2 separate regions of the Homo sapiens genome follow, and region 2 is linked to region 1. A link is an interaction called in ENCODE POLR2A ChIA-PET data of the cell type or tissue named here. Cell type or tissue: PC-9. All regions are shown on one strand.

Region 1 (8,000 bases):
TATAGATATTTCCTTCCTCTCCTGGTTGGCCTACTGGGTACTTTTCCTCTGGCCACACCCCAGGTTTCTTAAAGGCCTTTGAAAGAAATTGTTATTGACTAAACTTTGGAGTTACCTATGATGAAAATCCAGTCTCTCATTTCTTTTGTCCTCCATGGATGAGTTGGGCTCTTAACGTGAACCTTGGGAAATCAGAGGTCCAGTTTGCTTTATTTAGATTTCAGGACACTAGACTTTTTTGTGTGTGAAGAGCTCAAAGTTCTACTGAAGGTAAAAGTATCCTATGTCCCAGTGTCTCGACCCATTTAAGTAATTCATCTTCCTCTGCTCCAACTCCTAATTTCATATCCCCTGAGGCTGGACATTCTCCTTATTCCTTTCCTTAAGCAGTTACATAAAAGAGCAGTTCGGATACGAACCAGTTTTTAAGCATACCCCCACAGGCAAGTTGTTCGAGTGTAAATTATTTACATAAAATAATTTAAGTATATAGGTAATTATCTAACAATTTATCTGGAAATTTGTGAGGTCTAAAAAGGAGGCTCTGTGACTATGTGTTCTGTGTTGTCTAAAGTGTGAACAGTAGTCCTTGCACATATTAAGCTACCAATCATTTTTGTTAAATGAATCAGTTAATAATTGTGCATGTGTTTCTCTATATGAAGTGTAGAGCTACAGGCTGTGATCCCTTACAATGGTTTTCTTTAGCTTAAATTTTCTTATGCATTCCTGCCTGTTCCCCTCCAACCTTCTGCCCCCTACACACACACAAACACACAGACACACATATACACACATCCACTCATTAGCTTTCACATTTTGCCTGTGTTGTATTGTGCCGAATACCTTGATTGAAGGCCATTTAAGACCTTTTGAGAGTTTTATTTTTACAGAGGTGCTATAAAATAGCAGGAACATCACACATACTAAAAACTTGTCTTTTTCACTTAACAGTTATGAGATCTTAGTCAAGTTTCTCAGATGCTTTGGGCTTTAGTTTCCTCATCTCTAAAATGGAGATAATAATGAAGAATTAACGTGAGATCATGAGAAATAAAATACTTATCCAGTCTCTGGCAAGTGCTCAGTAAATGTTTGTTAAGATGACAATAGTGATTCTTTTTTGACTAGATGAAAGAAATGATATGATAATATTATAAGCTGTAAATTAACTTCCTCTCTTGTGGTAAGAGATTAGATATAAAAATCCAATAAAATATTTTAATTATTCAGGCATTTATTGTACACATAGATTATTTATTTAACTAAAGTATTTGAGAAGGCTTACAATAAAATAGTATAAACAATATTATAGTCAACATTTGGATTAGTAAAAACATAAGCCAATTATGGAAACTTAATATTTATATAGTCATTTACAGACTACCTGAGGTATTTCCAAACACTATCTATTTTAATTCTTAATTTCCACAACAACTACGTTAGGGAGGTATTATCATTTATCCTATCTGAGAGGGAATGAAGTGACTTGTCCTACTTCTCACTGTTTATATGTGGTTAAGGGATGCAGAAATGTTCAGGAGCCCAGGGTCACAGTGTTATTTCTCTCAAATAAAAGAGCTAAGACTCAATTACCCCTTGGTGTTTACTTAAACCACTGAGTTCTCTTTTCTAAGGTCAAGGCTATGCTGAAGAGGGAATAAGGCAATCACCAGCTCTGGCACTAGATAGGTCTGATTTAAATCCTAGCCCTACTGCTGTCCAGGTGTTATGACCTGAGGCAAGTCACACACAGTTCTCTGAGTTTTAGCTGACTAGTCTATACGATAGAACAATGACACCTTACTGATTATTGTGAAGTTTAAATAAGACAGTGCTTACTATGGGGACAGACATGTAGCGCACTGGGCACTTGTGTATGTTGGGCTATTTACAAGTCCGACTGTGGCTTTGATGGCCCTGGGGCTAAAGAGTCTTGACTGTCAGAAGGTACAATGCAGAAAGAAGGTATGTGTTTGGGAGAGAGGGATGTTTGAAAGGAGGAAAACCAAGGTAAACAGAAAGAAGGAGAGCTTATGGAAGGAATCGGAGTCTGTGGCTTCCCAGCCCATTGGACCTGGAAAGTAGACAGCAGAGTATGGGAGAAGAATAGAATGGGAATCAGGAGATATGAGTTCTAGATATAGTGTTGCTAATTTAATCATGTGACAGCAGATTCCTCTGCTTTCTGAGCCTCAGTTTATTGTCCAAAGAAAAGGTGGGGGCATCAGAGAATCTGACCTCTAAAGTTTCTTTCAGGCTTTATTTTCTATCACAGGTTCCCAGAAACAAAGGTTTGGCTAGGGACATAAAAGCGCTGAACCCAGAAGTTGTGGGTGTGCCTATTTTGGCTCATAAATGCTAACTGATTTGAAATATTAAATACTTTAATTTTGTGTCTAAACAAATTTTCCCTTAGTTACATGCAAACCCTAAGAAAATAAAGGTTATTATTCACCTTGATTCCATTCTATATCTTATGTATAGCAACAAACTGGAAAAAACGTCATCTAAATCAGGCAAGAGTTGGATTTACCAGCAACTCTCAGCCTTCCTGTGCCATAATAAGGGAACAAGTTGGATCAAAAGATTTCCAGCTGTGCTGTCACTTTAATGATCAGACTAGATCAGCTAATTATGATAATGCCTCAGTGATAGACAGCAGGGCTCCTATCAAAACAAAGAGCGAAAAGGAAGAGAAGGAGCAAGAAGGAAAAGAGAGGAGGGGGTGAAGGAAGAAAAAGTAGACAGAAAAAAGGAAGAAGGAATTGACATGGATGGCAATTCATGATTTACAAAGCACCTAAGCGAAATAATATATCCCATCTTAATCCTCGTAAACACCTCATAATTATTACATGATTGCAGAAGAGGAAACAAAAGCCCAGAGAACTGAAGTGATTGCCATAGGCTAAATGAATTGACTCATTTTCTTTTCACATATCACCTTCTGTATTGTAAAAGAGTTCATATGCATGGTCTCTGAGGATAAGACCTGGGTTACATTCAGGCCTCTTCTCTCTGCAGAATCTGAGGTTCAAAATCTTGCACACAGTAGGTGCTCAGTAGATGTGTTTTGGACAAATGAGCATATCTGCAGAAATAGATTTTTTTTTTTAAGATAAAGTTTCACTCTGTCACCCAGGCTGGAGTACAGTGGTGCGATCTCAGCTCACTGCAACCTCCACCTTCTGGGTTCAAGCGATTATTTTGCCTCAGCCTCCCAAGTAGCTGGGATCACACGCATGCGCCACCACGCCTGGCTAATTTTTTGTATTTTTAGTAGAGACGGGGTTTCTCCATGTTGACCAGGCTGGTCTTGAACTCCTGACCTCAGGTGATCCACCTGCCTCGGCCTCCCAAAGTGCTGGGATTACAGGTGTGAGCCACCGTGTCTGGTCCCAGAGTATATCTTAAAGTAAGATGTTGTAGAGCTGGAATTCTTTCTCCCCTGATTTCATTCTTTTGGTGATGGGCAGGATGTAGCTGGGACTGTCTACCCAGACATTAACACTCATCTTTTCAGGAATCAGTCTAAGAAGTCAGATAAAGGCTTTTAGTCATTTACTGAGCAATTTCATGGAGTTGTATACACTTTGAGAAACTCTCAAACCGGTTATCTTATGCCATGAGGTGGTTAAGCAGGAATTGTTTGTGACTCATATTTTGCAGAAGAGAAGACTGTGGTCTGAGGAAATTAAGTGGCTTGCTTGAGCTCACCCAGTGTGGAGTGGTTGAGCCTGGATTTGAAATCTTCCACCGAGGCTCTGGGCCCTGTTCCCAGAGTTCTTACTCTGTGTACATCTCTGGCACCTCCTGATATCTCAGCCAGCTAAATAGAAATGCTGCCTGCCTGAGCCCAAGCCATCTGGTATTGTTAACACTCATAGAATCAGGATAATATAACAGCCTTACAATCTAAAGAAAATGCTTTACATCGGTGTAGTCACTGTTGGATGACATAGTTACTTAGCACCTCTGTCTGTAGAATTGTTTAAGTTTCTCAGGAGAAAAAGAAAGCGTAAGTCATTTGGACTCTATAACTTGGTAGAAATGGCCCCATGAGGGTGTGACAGGATAAGACTCCTCAAGTCTACTGTACTTTTTCCAGTTGACTGCTCTGTCGACCCTTTGGCAGTGCCCAGAAATTTGCCATGTTGACTATGATCTTAAAGGGATAGTTGATTTTTAAGGTCATTATTTTTATATCTGAGAAAACAATAAATGTTTCCTAATTTGAGTTATTCCATCAGAGAACATACACGTTGCCTCTCAAAATAAAATAATTATGTATAAAAATATACAGTATTTGTCTTTAAAAAATAAACGTTAAAGTGGACAAAAGATACATTTCAAAAATAGTCATCGTGAGAAAAGCAGCTCACTCTGAATATTCGTTCAATAAATATTTATTGAATGCCTACGATATGTCACACAAACTTCTAAGCACTAGAGACAAAAAACGGACGAAATCTCTGAACTCATAAAGTTTTATTCTAGTGGGAGGAAACACAAGAAAGACATGAATAGGAAATAGAACAGGATCTGCTAAATGCTGTGCAGAATAGTTTAGGAAAAGGAGATAAAGAGCTAAGGGACACAGGGGGTGATATTTAGTATATGTGATATATGAGTTGGGATCTGAAGGATGGAGCACACCTGTGGCTATCTGGGAATAAGTGTCCCAGACAGAGGGAACATGGTTTGAAAAGGTCTTGTGGCTGGAGCAGGCTTGGGTGTCTTTTTTTTTTTTTTTTTTTTTTTTTTTTTTTGAGACAGAGTCTCGCTCTGTCGCCCAGGCTGGAGTGCAGTGGCGCCATCTCCGCTCACTACAAGCTCCACCTCCCGGGTTCACGCCATTCTCCTGCCTCAGCCTCCCGAGTAGCTGGGACTTCAGGGGCCCGCCACTACGCCCGGCTAATTTTTTTGTATTTTTTAGTAGAGACGGGGTTTCACCATGTTAGCCATTATGGTCTCGATCTCCTGACCTCGTGATCCGCCCGCCTCGGCCTCCCAGAGTGCTGGGATTACAGGTGTGAGCCACCGCGCCCGGCCAGGCTTGGGGTGTCTTTAGAACAGAAAGGAGGCCAGGGTGACTGGAACAGAGAGTGGGAGGTGAGGGGCTGGAGGCAGCAAAAGGGCCTGTCAGGCCTCACGGGTCTAGATGGAACTGTGACTCTGACTGTCAGGGAGGTGGGGAGCACTGGAGGGTTTCGATCTGATCACCCTGGCTGTTCTGTGGAGAACAGACTTGGAGGAGTGATCAGAGGAGGAGGGTGGGATGGGGTGAGGAGAAGGGAGATGGATTAATAGGCCAGTCCAAGGGTTTAAGCTGGAAATGATTGCGGATTGGACCATAATAGTCTATACTGTTGGCGCCAAATAAAGAGAAATCATTGGGTTATGTTTAGGGATAACTTAAAGGCTTGAACCATGAGACAGAGAGTTTATGGAAGTTTAAACTCAATTTAGTTATGTGATTGTTTCTACCTCTCTAGAGTAATGCAAATAAATATTATCTTTGATAAATATATAGGCAATTTTTCCTTCCAGCTGTGGAAAATAATGTTCCATATGACTTCTCTTAGTTTTTTGTTTTGTTTTGTTTGCTTTATTTTTTATTTATTTATTTTTTTTGAGATAGGGTCTCACTCTGTTGCTGAGGTGCAATCACAGTTCACTGCGGTCTTGAACTCCCTAGCTCAAGGATCCTCCCACTTCTGTCAGTGTGCACCACCATACTCAGCTAATTTTTTTTTTCTACTTTTTGTGGAGACAGGGTCTTGCTTTGCTGTCCAGGCTGGTTTTGAATTCCTAGGCTCAAGCAATCCTCCCTCCTTGGTCTTCTAAAGTGCTGGGATTACAGGCATGAGCCACTGAACCCGGCCAGCTTCTCTTAGTTCTTAATGATTTGAATCATAAAGTGAGAGGTAAGCTAAATAATTTAGCTGATTCTTAAGTGTTAAGAGAAGCAAAAGAAAAAATCCTTAGGACTTCACAGAAGTTAATAGTAGAGTACATTACAATCAGAAAAGCTGAAATTCTCTCAGCCACATCAATATTATGATCTTAACCTATGAAAGAAGCAGAGGTTGTTAAACTTGGAAGAGATCCCACTTTGTAGGTGAAGAAACTGAGACACACAAGGGAGATAAACAGTCCAAGTTACATGAAAGTTATTGAGTTTGGACCAGAATCTGATTCTCAGTCTCACATTTGTCTTCTCCATTAGAAGTTTTCTTCATAAATACACAAGTTGAACAGCCCTAATCTGAAAATCTGAAATCTGAACTGCTCCAAAATCCAAAAGTTTTTGAGGACTGACATGATGCCATGAGTGGAAAATCCAACACATAAGTGTTTAACAAAAACTTTGTTTCATGTGCAAAATTATTAAATATATTGTGTAAATTACCTTTAGGCTATGTGTATAAACATAAACGAATTTTGCATTTATACTTGGGTCCCATCCCCAGTATATGCAACTATTTCAAAATCTGAAGAAAAAAAAATTGAAATCCGAAACACTTCTGGTCCCAGGCATTTTGGATAAGAAATACTCAACATGTGCTTTGTTTCTGATGTATTAGAGGGTTTCAAGTATATCATTTAGAGCTGCTGGCGTTAAGAATCACAATCTTCTCCATTTGTTGTATTAGAGGGTTTCAAGTATATCATTTAGAGCTGCTGGCGTTAAGAATCACAGTCTTCTCCATTTGTTGTATTAGAGGGTTTCAAGTATATCATTTAGAGCTGCTGGCGTTAAGAATCACAATCTTCTCCATTTGTTTAGCACCTAACAAAGACTCCTCATGCACCCTAGTCTGGCCTCACCACCCTGTTTCCCTGCACTCCTCTCTCTGTCTCACGCTTTGCCTCACACAACCCCATGGGAATGGAAGCTCTTTTGCTCCGTCTGCTCTTTCTTTTCTCTTCCATTTTTTTTTTTTTTGAGATGGAGTCTCCCTCTGTCACCCAGGCTGGAGTGCAGTGGTGCAATCTCGGCTCACCACAGCCTCCTCCTCCTGGGTTCAAGCAATTCTCCTGCCTCAGCCTCCAGAGTAGCTGGGACTAAAGGCACATGCCACTATGCCCAGCTATTTTTTTGAATTATTATTTTTAGTAGAGATGGGGTTTCACCATGTTGGCCAGGATGGTCTCAGTCTCCTGACCTCATGATCCGCCTGCCTCGGCCTCCCAGAGTGCTGGGATTACAGGTGTGAGCCACCGCGCCCTGCCTCTGTCTGCTCTTTCTTTGGGACTCTGCCTGACAGTTTTATGCCCTCACTTCCCAGAAATGGAGAAGCTAAGCAAATAATTTCTTGATGTTCTGATGGGTCAGGAGGACCCCCAAATTGTAATGTTTTATTTCCTTCACAAAAAAGATTTACATTTTCAAATCTTGGAATTTCCAAACGTGACTTTATTCCTATTACTTTATATTTTCTCATGCATTTATTTACTGAGGCAGGAATACAGTATATATTCAAATGTCAAAAATGCAAAGGATTCTTTCTTTTGTCTATGATAGCACAACTCTGAAATAAAAAGCATGAAAACAAGGATCAGCTGCCTTGAAAAGGCACTAGCAAGCTAGACCCAGCCCTAAAGCTCAGTGGCCTTGTCACCTCCATCAAGGCCATTTTCCTTCAGTCTCCACTTTCTAACCTGTGAAATGAAGGAAACAGGAGATGAGGGCCCTACTGCCAGGATCTGATGGGGAATCTCAAAGGCTCATTCCCATGCCAGATCTTTTTTTCACGACCTCAGGTCCTTTTCTAGTCCCTTCGTCATCCTACAATTCCAACACCCTCCTTGATAGTTTCAAATTCTGCAATTCCCATTCAGATCAATAAATATTTACTAACCAATAAATATTTCTTTTTATTGCTTCTCAGTGCCCAGGACAGCATTGAGAAGTCCTGGGCACAGTGAAGCAATAAAAAAGACACATAAGACATCATTTCTTCCCTTAAGAAAAACTAATTGGAAAGAGAGAA
Region 2 (8,000 bases), 210 kb after region 1:
CTCTGAAACGGTGCAAGTGAACAGGGGCCTGAGTGCTTCTCCATGACTCCCTCCACCTCATCTCGTGGGGAACTCCCTGCCTACCCAGGGATGTCTTCCAGAACAAATGCTGAGCATTCTCTCTCCTCTGGAGGCTTTCAGACCAGGCACTAGAGCACACTTGAATGCCACTTTTGATGGAGTGTTTTTTTAAGAAGTATCCCGTATGACTGAGATCAGCGTGCATGGATTCTAATCCTGACAGCCACCTGGGCCTCTCTCCTCGACTCCAGACAATCTTTTCCACCCACACCACCACTTTGAAATCCCCAAATATTGCACATGCAGCAAGGTTAGACCAGTCTTCCTGCCTGCAGGGTCACCCCAGTCCATTTTCTAGACTGTGCACAGAATGATATGTTCAAAACTAATTTATAATTCTGCTATCCCTCTGCTTAACATCCTTCAAGGTTTTCCCAGTTTCTACGGAACAGTCTAGACTCCTTCATCTGGTGTATAAAGCCTTTCATGATCCAGCACCTCCTCATCTTCTGGCTTTGCTTGCTGACCCCACCCCATAAACTCATACATACAGAGACACACCCTACATTTCAGCCAGCTTTCAAGAGTCCTTTTATCAGATCTCACACTTCCCACCCCTGGGTCTCTGAACATGCCACTCCTTCTCACAGCGACACACTTCTCCACCTTGGGCAAGACTGCATATCTTTCCAGATTGGGTTCAAATGCTGTCTCTGCTGTGTGGGCCTCTCAGATGTCCACTTGGCTCACCGATTGGCATTGTGACTTGTTTATGCATGCTTCTCTCCACTAGACTGACAGATCCTTGAAGGCAGGTCCTTCCACAGAATACCTACTCAACAAATGTTTGTGGAATACATGAAATATCAAAAACAGGCACAAAGTAATAAATCAAGCAATTTTTTCTCTGGTCTCCAGTGTTTTCATCTATAAAATATGTATCTGATCTAGGTGCCTTAAAACCTAGCAGCCTCAGATTTTATACTGTATCATTCTTCAAATACACATGTCACACTCCTGGCCCTCTAAGTAGTAGGAGATATTGCTGGGTTATTTTTTCCCAAGGAGAGAGTGGAACTCTGGATCCACTGACACTGCAGAAAGGCTGATCTCAGAAGCTCAGGTTGACATCACAAAACTACTGAAAGCCAGTGCACTACATAAGGACCCAAAAAAACCCAGGACTCTGGCCATATCACCAGCACAGTCATGGGTATCATTCACCCATATGGGTGATCATTTGCAGGCATTCGTATGAGCATTGTCATAGTCCTCAGGCAGGCACACAGGGTGACACATTTGTGCAAAGAAAGCCACCCACAGAGCCTCACCTCACCAAGATCACAATCTCCGTGATCCCCGCACCTCCCAGCATCACCCACACACTCACACACCCACAGGGTGTCAGGTTGTCTGTCTGCAAATCTGGAGTTCTACACATTGGACCACAGCATCCTTCAGCAGGGAAATAAGTGCACTTGTGTTCTCATGGCTCTCTCCCTCTGATCTCTATCGTCAGCATGGTCCTCACTGAACAGCTTCTGCCAATATGCTGGCATGAGACAACCTGAGTTCACCATCAGCCTTGTGTGGGAAAATTGATTAGTTTCCATGAGCCTCAGTTTTCTCATCTATAAGATGGGACTAGTGGCCCTGCTTACTCTTTTCTTACATAGGTACTGCCAACTAATTACTTAATTAATTCAATAAGTATTGAATTAATGCATGCAAATGCACCTCATAAACACAGGCACAATGCAAATGTGTGGAAGTCACAGAAATAATAATGTTGGTGGACAGTAGTTTCTGGCTCTAATGAAATGCTCCTTTTCCAATAAAAAGGAACAATTCAAAATCGAATAGTTATTGAATACATATTACATGAAAGGGATTATCACCAACCATAAGTAACTATTTCAAAGCTGTATTAGACAGTGCTGTAGTATGTTTGTGTCTGAAGGAAAATGTTTCATATTTCATGGTTTTAATATATATACATTTTAGTACATTTTACACAAATGGAAAGAGAAATAATATTTTCATATGTACAATATGAAACTATGGACATATATGCAATAATATTTTCGTGTGTGTGTGTGTGTGTGTGTTTGTGTTTGAGAAGAAAACACTACCTATGAGTCAGGAATGAAGTGTAATGAAAAAAAAGCATGAATTTTGGAATAAAACATACACACCTAGATTCACATCCTGATTATTACTTATTAGCTTTTTGACTTGGGACAAATTGTATTATTTTTTGTTATTTTTATTTTATTTATGTTTTTATTATTTTATTATTTTATTTTTATAAGGTTTCAAAAACTGATATGTAATAGTTGTACATATTTTGAGCATACCTGTGATATTTTGATACATGCGTACAATGTGTAATGACCAAGTTAGGGTAACTGGAATAGTCATCACCGACATCATTTATCTTTTCTTTGTGTTAGGAACATTATAACTCTTCTTTCCTAGCTATTTTGAAATATACAAAAAATATTGCTAACTGTAATTATCCTACTGTACTATTGAATACTAGAACTTATTCCTTCTATCTAACAGTATTTCAGGGAACAAGTTTTAAATTTACTAAAGCCTCAATTTCCCCATACTAAAAAATGGAAATAAAAAACTTAGCTCATAAGTCTGCTGGGTAAATCACTTTGAAAAATTATAATATTGAATAGTCACTAGGACAGAGAGGGCTCAATAAGTGTCACTGTTGCCCATTTTGTGTTCTCTGTCTCACTAACCCTCTGTGTGACCTGGGACAAATCGCTCCGCCCCTTGGAGCATGTTTTCTCACCATAGAATGGGAGAGAAGAGTTTGATGATTCCATGGATTCCTTCCAGCCCCAGGAGTCACAGTATCCTATATCCAGTATCTGTTTTATGCATGCACGTGGGTTTAAGTAATCAGGGCAGCCAAGGGGTGGCCCCTTCAGCCTAGCGTTTGCTCAATTTCCAAAGCGTTTCCTTTCTCTGAACGTGCCAGTTGCTCACTTTCATATTTTCAATACAGGGCCCATTGATGACCACAAAAAGGAATGTCCAGTGCAGCTGCGGGTCCACTTGAGCCCTCCAAGCAAGCACTCTCAAGCCCGCTCTGTCTGGGAGCTCTGTGTTTTCAGAGCCTGTTGTTGCAGCGATGCCTGGAATCCTTAACACCTGCACACCAGCTTCCTGGGCATTTCCACACCCTCCCCCTCCCCACCTCCTGCATCTCCCATTTGCATCTGAAATGCAGCTGCTCTGGGCCCTATAGAGGAAAGCCAAATGGACAGGACATCTCCTTGTTTGTTCTCCCTCCCCTGAGTCAAACCGAATCTGAAGCTCCTCTGTGCGACGCCTTTGTTGCCTCCTCATTATGTTTAAATGAGCCTCATCTGCAGGAGGATTTTTTTTTAATAAAATAAAATAAAACCACCACAAAAGACCAAAGCATATGACATCTGCTCTTTCGATGAAAGCTTTTTTTGTCCCGAATTAGACTAAAAAAAGAAGAAGAAAACATGAAAGAAAAAAGAACGGGGCTGGGCCTCATTTTTACCATTCCTCCCAAGAAACAAAACAAACAGAATTAGTGTATGCTGGAGGCAAAGGGTGTGGAATGGATAACAAGAAAAAAAAAGGGGGAGAAAAGATGAAATAAAAGGAGAACTTCCTACTTCTCCAGCAGTGTTTTGCCATCACTCTACGTCAGGAATATTCAGACACCATTACTTAGGTGGCCATTACTTTGAGAGAATGTTCAAATTTATATTTCCTATGCTCATTTCACAGGTAAAACTTTTAACAACTCTTTAGCCATTATCCCATCCTCCCCAAGTAATATCCATGTTTATTGAGTACTGCAGGTGGGTCTGGTATAGGTTGTACCTGAAGAATAATTTGAAAAACTATTATCTGTATGCTGATAACACCCAAATCTTTATCTCCACCTTATCTCTCTACTACTAAACTACTAACTACTACTACTACTATAACTACTACTACTATTACTAGAATACTAACTATTACTACTACTACTAGTCTACTAACTAGACCTCCCAACCTGGCTCACACACTAAACACACCACCTGTCTGCCAACACCTGCTTCTTGCCCGGTGTTCCCTTCTCCCTGAATGGTACTCAGTACCCCCACAAAACTCTTGAGTTATCATCCTCAACAGCTTCCTCCTCCTCAAGCATGCCCTATCCAACCCATTGCCAAGTCCCATTAATGTTCCATCTAAAACTCTCCTGATCTCTTTTCCTTTCTCCTTCTCCATCGCCACAGCCTGAGTCCAGGTCACCTTCCTCTCTTTCATCTAGACATGTCACACCCAGCACTCAGCATTGCTGATTGTGATCGCTTCTTGATCAAAACACTTTTTAGTTCCAAGGTGGAGCCTAATCCTTTTATGTAGCTTCCCAGATGTTCATGTGCTGGCTCCTGCCACCCTCTCTGACTAATCCCCGTCTACCATCCTCTAATCCATCCCAACCTAAATTCCTTCAGTCCTCTACCCAGCTTCATGCTCTTTCACCTGAGGCCTTTGCACATGCTGGCTTCTCTACCTGAAATACTCTTCCAACTCTGTATCTAAGGTGTTACCAGCCTAGCTATGTTTCCCAGGCAAACATCATAGTGTCCAAGGCGGATCCTTGATCTTCTATGCGTATCTTTCTATATCTTTCATCCACTTAGCTTCTTGAGGGTCAGGGACCCTCTGTTTTGAGGGGGAAAAAAAAAGAAAAAAAAAACTTCCTGAATGAGAACCCAACCATTTTTTTAGACCCAACATAGCAAGCTTAAAGTTTTATTTTGATGATGGGATTTGCCAGTAGTTGGGTGACATCTTTGTTTCTCTTCTGTTAATCTCACATTCTTTCCAGGGTTTTCTTTCCTTGGGAAGTAGAGATGGAACATGTATGCCAAACAAGACAGTGGGATGGTTCCAACCAAAGACTCTTTGTCTACTAGATTTCTAGTTATGAATGAGCGGGGGAGGTTGAATTTGCTTATTATTAAAACCTCTCCACATACTGGAATTTTAAAATCTAGCATACATACAGAGCTGAGATCGAAAATCTGGTGTGAGATCAATGCTTCTAACCAATTGAGGACCTGAACTCAATCCATTTCTTTAACAACCAGGTGGTTCAACTATAAGTGATACTCTTCTCCCATCTTGAGCTGAATCACATGCGTTCTGGAGTGGCCAAAGAAGAGCAGGAAGAATTGAAAGTGATAGAAATAACCAGTTGATGTTTATTGAACATTGAGTGTCACCCTGTAAAAAATACTATGACATTTGTAATTCAGTTTAGTTTTAAATGCCCTGATATGGTCAATATACTAAACTTTGATTTTACAGATAAATCAAAGTTCAGAGATACTCACTGGCTTCCTAAAGACTTGTAGCTTCTTTTGCTCCTTTGACTCTTTTTATTCTTACCTCCCTGCAGGTTTCTGTGTCCACCCTGGAAAAAATTCTTGAGCTAGAAAGAAATCAGAGCTAGGGTTCTAAGAGAACATATCTGGAGAAATTCTGGGCTCTGATATCTCAAGGCTTGGAGGGAATAAGCAAAGAGAAGGCCACCCAGGAAGCAGAGGGACTGGGCCTTGAGTTTTCTGATAAAGGATTGGGAGAACAGTGGAATTCCGCACTTAGTATCTTCTCTAACAACTTTTGAGCATCTTTTTAAATCTCTCCAAGGTTATTTAGACAATAAGAAATTTCTAAAGAAAAGGTAGATGGTGAGGAATAAGGCTTCAACTGTTGACTTAAAAGTGTTAAGTGTTCCTTCATAATTTACCTGGCTTGTTAATGGCAGAGACAGTAACTAACAGGGTTACAGAAAGGGAGATGTCACAATGGTGTGGTTACCCTTCATGTTCTTCATGGGTTAAAGAACAGGGGTTGTCTCTACTCCCTACTGCATGAGCTACTGAACTTTGAATGGAGTGGAGAAAGAAAAAACAAAAAACTATCTGTCTCATGTTTCTTCCATAGTCAATTGATATCCTAACATCTCAAAGTTCAGTGTGAAACAAATACCAGAATGAATTCCATAGCTAGCTGTAGAATAATGATGACAAGACTATTTCCATATTATGGCTGAGGAATTTTAAGTATTATGAAAGTCAATGGGTTGCCCATTCTTTCTTTCAATAAATATTCATTAAGCTCCTCCTATATACCCAGAACTGGATACCAAGGCAAACAAAGCAGGCATAAAGCTTATTGGCTACTGAGCGAACAGTCATAAAATAAAAAATAAGCACAGAAATATATCTAAAATCACAAATTATGATTTGTGATGAGAGAAAAAGTATACGATAGTGTAAAGAAACATAACAGAAGGGATGGCATAACCTACATGGTGGGTCCGATCCGTCCTTTCTGAAGGAGTGATCCTTATGCTGTGAGCCAGAAAAAAAAAGCGAGAGGCAAGCAGGCATCAAGACCAGCCTGAAGGCCCCAAGACTGGAAAGTGGGTGGCCAGTATAGAAGAGGAAGGACAAAAGAGGGGGTCAAGGGGAAAGGCAAGGGCAGACTATGTGACCTTCTAAGCCATGGCAAGAACTTTGAACTTGATTCTAAGTACAGTGAGAAGCCATGGAAGAGTTTTTGTTTGTTTGTTTGTTTGTTTTGTTTTTTTGAGAAGGAGTTTCGCTCTTGTCACCAGGCTGGAGTGCAGTGGTGCTATCTCGGCTCACTGCAACCTCCGCCTCCCAGGTTCAAGTGATTCTTCTGCCTCAGCCTCCCAAGTAGCTGGGACTACAGGCGCCAGCCACCACACCTGGCTAATTTTTTATTTATTTTTTATTTTTTTGTATTTTTAGTAGAGACGGGGTTTCACCATGTTGGCCAGGATGGTCTCGATCTCTTGATCTTGTGATCCACCCACCTCGGCCTCCCAAAGTGCTGGGATTATACACATGAGCCACTGAGCCCGGCCCATCAAAGAGTTTTAAACAGGGAAGAGTTGTGATCTAATTAACATTTTAAAAAATGTATCCCACTAATTGTGGAAATGGATTGGACAAGGGTGAGAGACTATTTACTGAAGTTACTGTAAAAGATGATTGAATAGAGTCTAGGGAGGTTTAAATCCCAGTTACCATAACTCAAACCACAAAGGCCTGTTTCTAAAAAAAATCATTACTTGTGATTTATAATCTAAAAAAACAGTATGCCATTTTATTAAGCAGAGTCATATTTTTTCAAATGTCTTATCAACTAAGATGACCCAAAGTCATGGGGGTTGGTTCAGGGCAATGCAATTTCTAGCTGGCATTCCTGGCCATCGTTTTCTACTTTCCAGGTTTTCCAAGAATAGTGGTTGAGAGGGGTAGTCAAAATTGGGGAATAAATATATAGGTCATTTGTATCTGATTCTCCCACCCAGCCTCAACCTCACTACACAGCAACAGCAACAAATGTCAGTGGCAGGAAGTACACAACAAGAAGAATTAACCACAATTTTTTTAATCCAAACTTACAAACATAGTCAGTCACACATACACATACAGTTGGTTTGAAGTGGAGTGAGGGGCGGTAGCCAGCCTTCTTACTTTTTAACCAATAGGATCTCATGTTAGCCATCAAAGCAACAGACTTTCAGTCAGTTGACCTTTCATGATAGAGGGTTTTGTGGGGAGAAGAGAGAGAAAGGAGAGAAAAAAAATTGAGGTTTTTGCATCATTTGTCATTCTAATAGTTGAAGACTGAATCAGTCTTATGTTGCAGACACATTAATTTGATTAAGATACAATCCATGGGTCATTCAGGCATGTAAAGTACTCTTGCTTAATTGCAAAATTAACAATAGAATAGGATAAATCATTACCAAACTGGAGGTTGTTCTGGGACTCATGGACTTTTTCCCTCACTCAATTCATTTTCTCCATCTAAAGTTCTTTTTGACACTTTGTTAAAGGAAAAATCGGGGCTAAGGCAACAGTAAGTGGCAAACCAACATTCAA

Evidence for each region. Peaks named below come from ENCODE experiments on the same cell type or tissue, not always from the same donor. Only the 100,000 strongest peaks of a DNase experiment are listed, where the experiment ranks them.
Region 2: POLR2A ChIA-PET joins it to region 1 with 23 read pairs; 3 of 35 experiments call an interaction of 5 or more read pairs at or near these places.

Annotation. Positions count from the first base shown.
Region 1 is chr3:187,779,583-187,787,582 of GRCh38, forward strand. No RefSeq gene overlaps it. Among named protein-coding and RNA genes, the nearest start is that of BCL6, 38 kb to the left of the region's middle. In PC-9, no CTCF peak of the experiment used is centred here; a DNase peak (open chromatin) is centred at 3,649; H3K27ac peaks cover 1,286 bases.
Region 2 is chr3:187,986,786-187,994,785 of GRCh38, forward strand. LOC107986166 (a long non-coding RNA gene) reads right to left here. Exons shown (of 5, transcript XR_001741061.2): 5 at 7,488-8,000. Among named protein-coding and RNA genes, the nearest start is that of LINC01991, 14 kb to the left of the region's middle. RefSeq lists enhancers at 1-50, 3,011-3,544. In PC-9, no CTCF peak of the experiment used is centred here; no DNase peak of the experiment used is centred here; H3K27ac peaks cover 1,209 bases.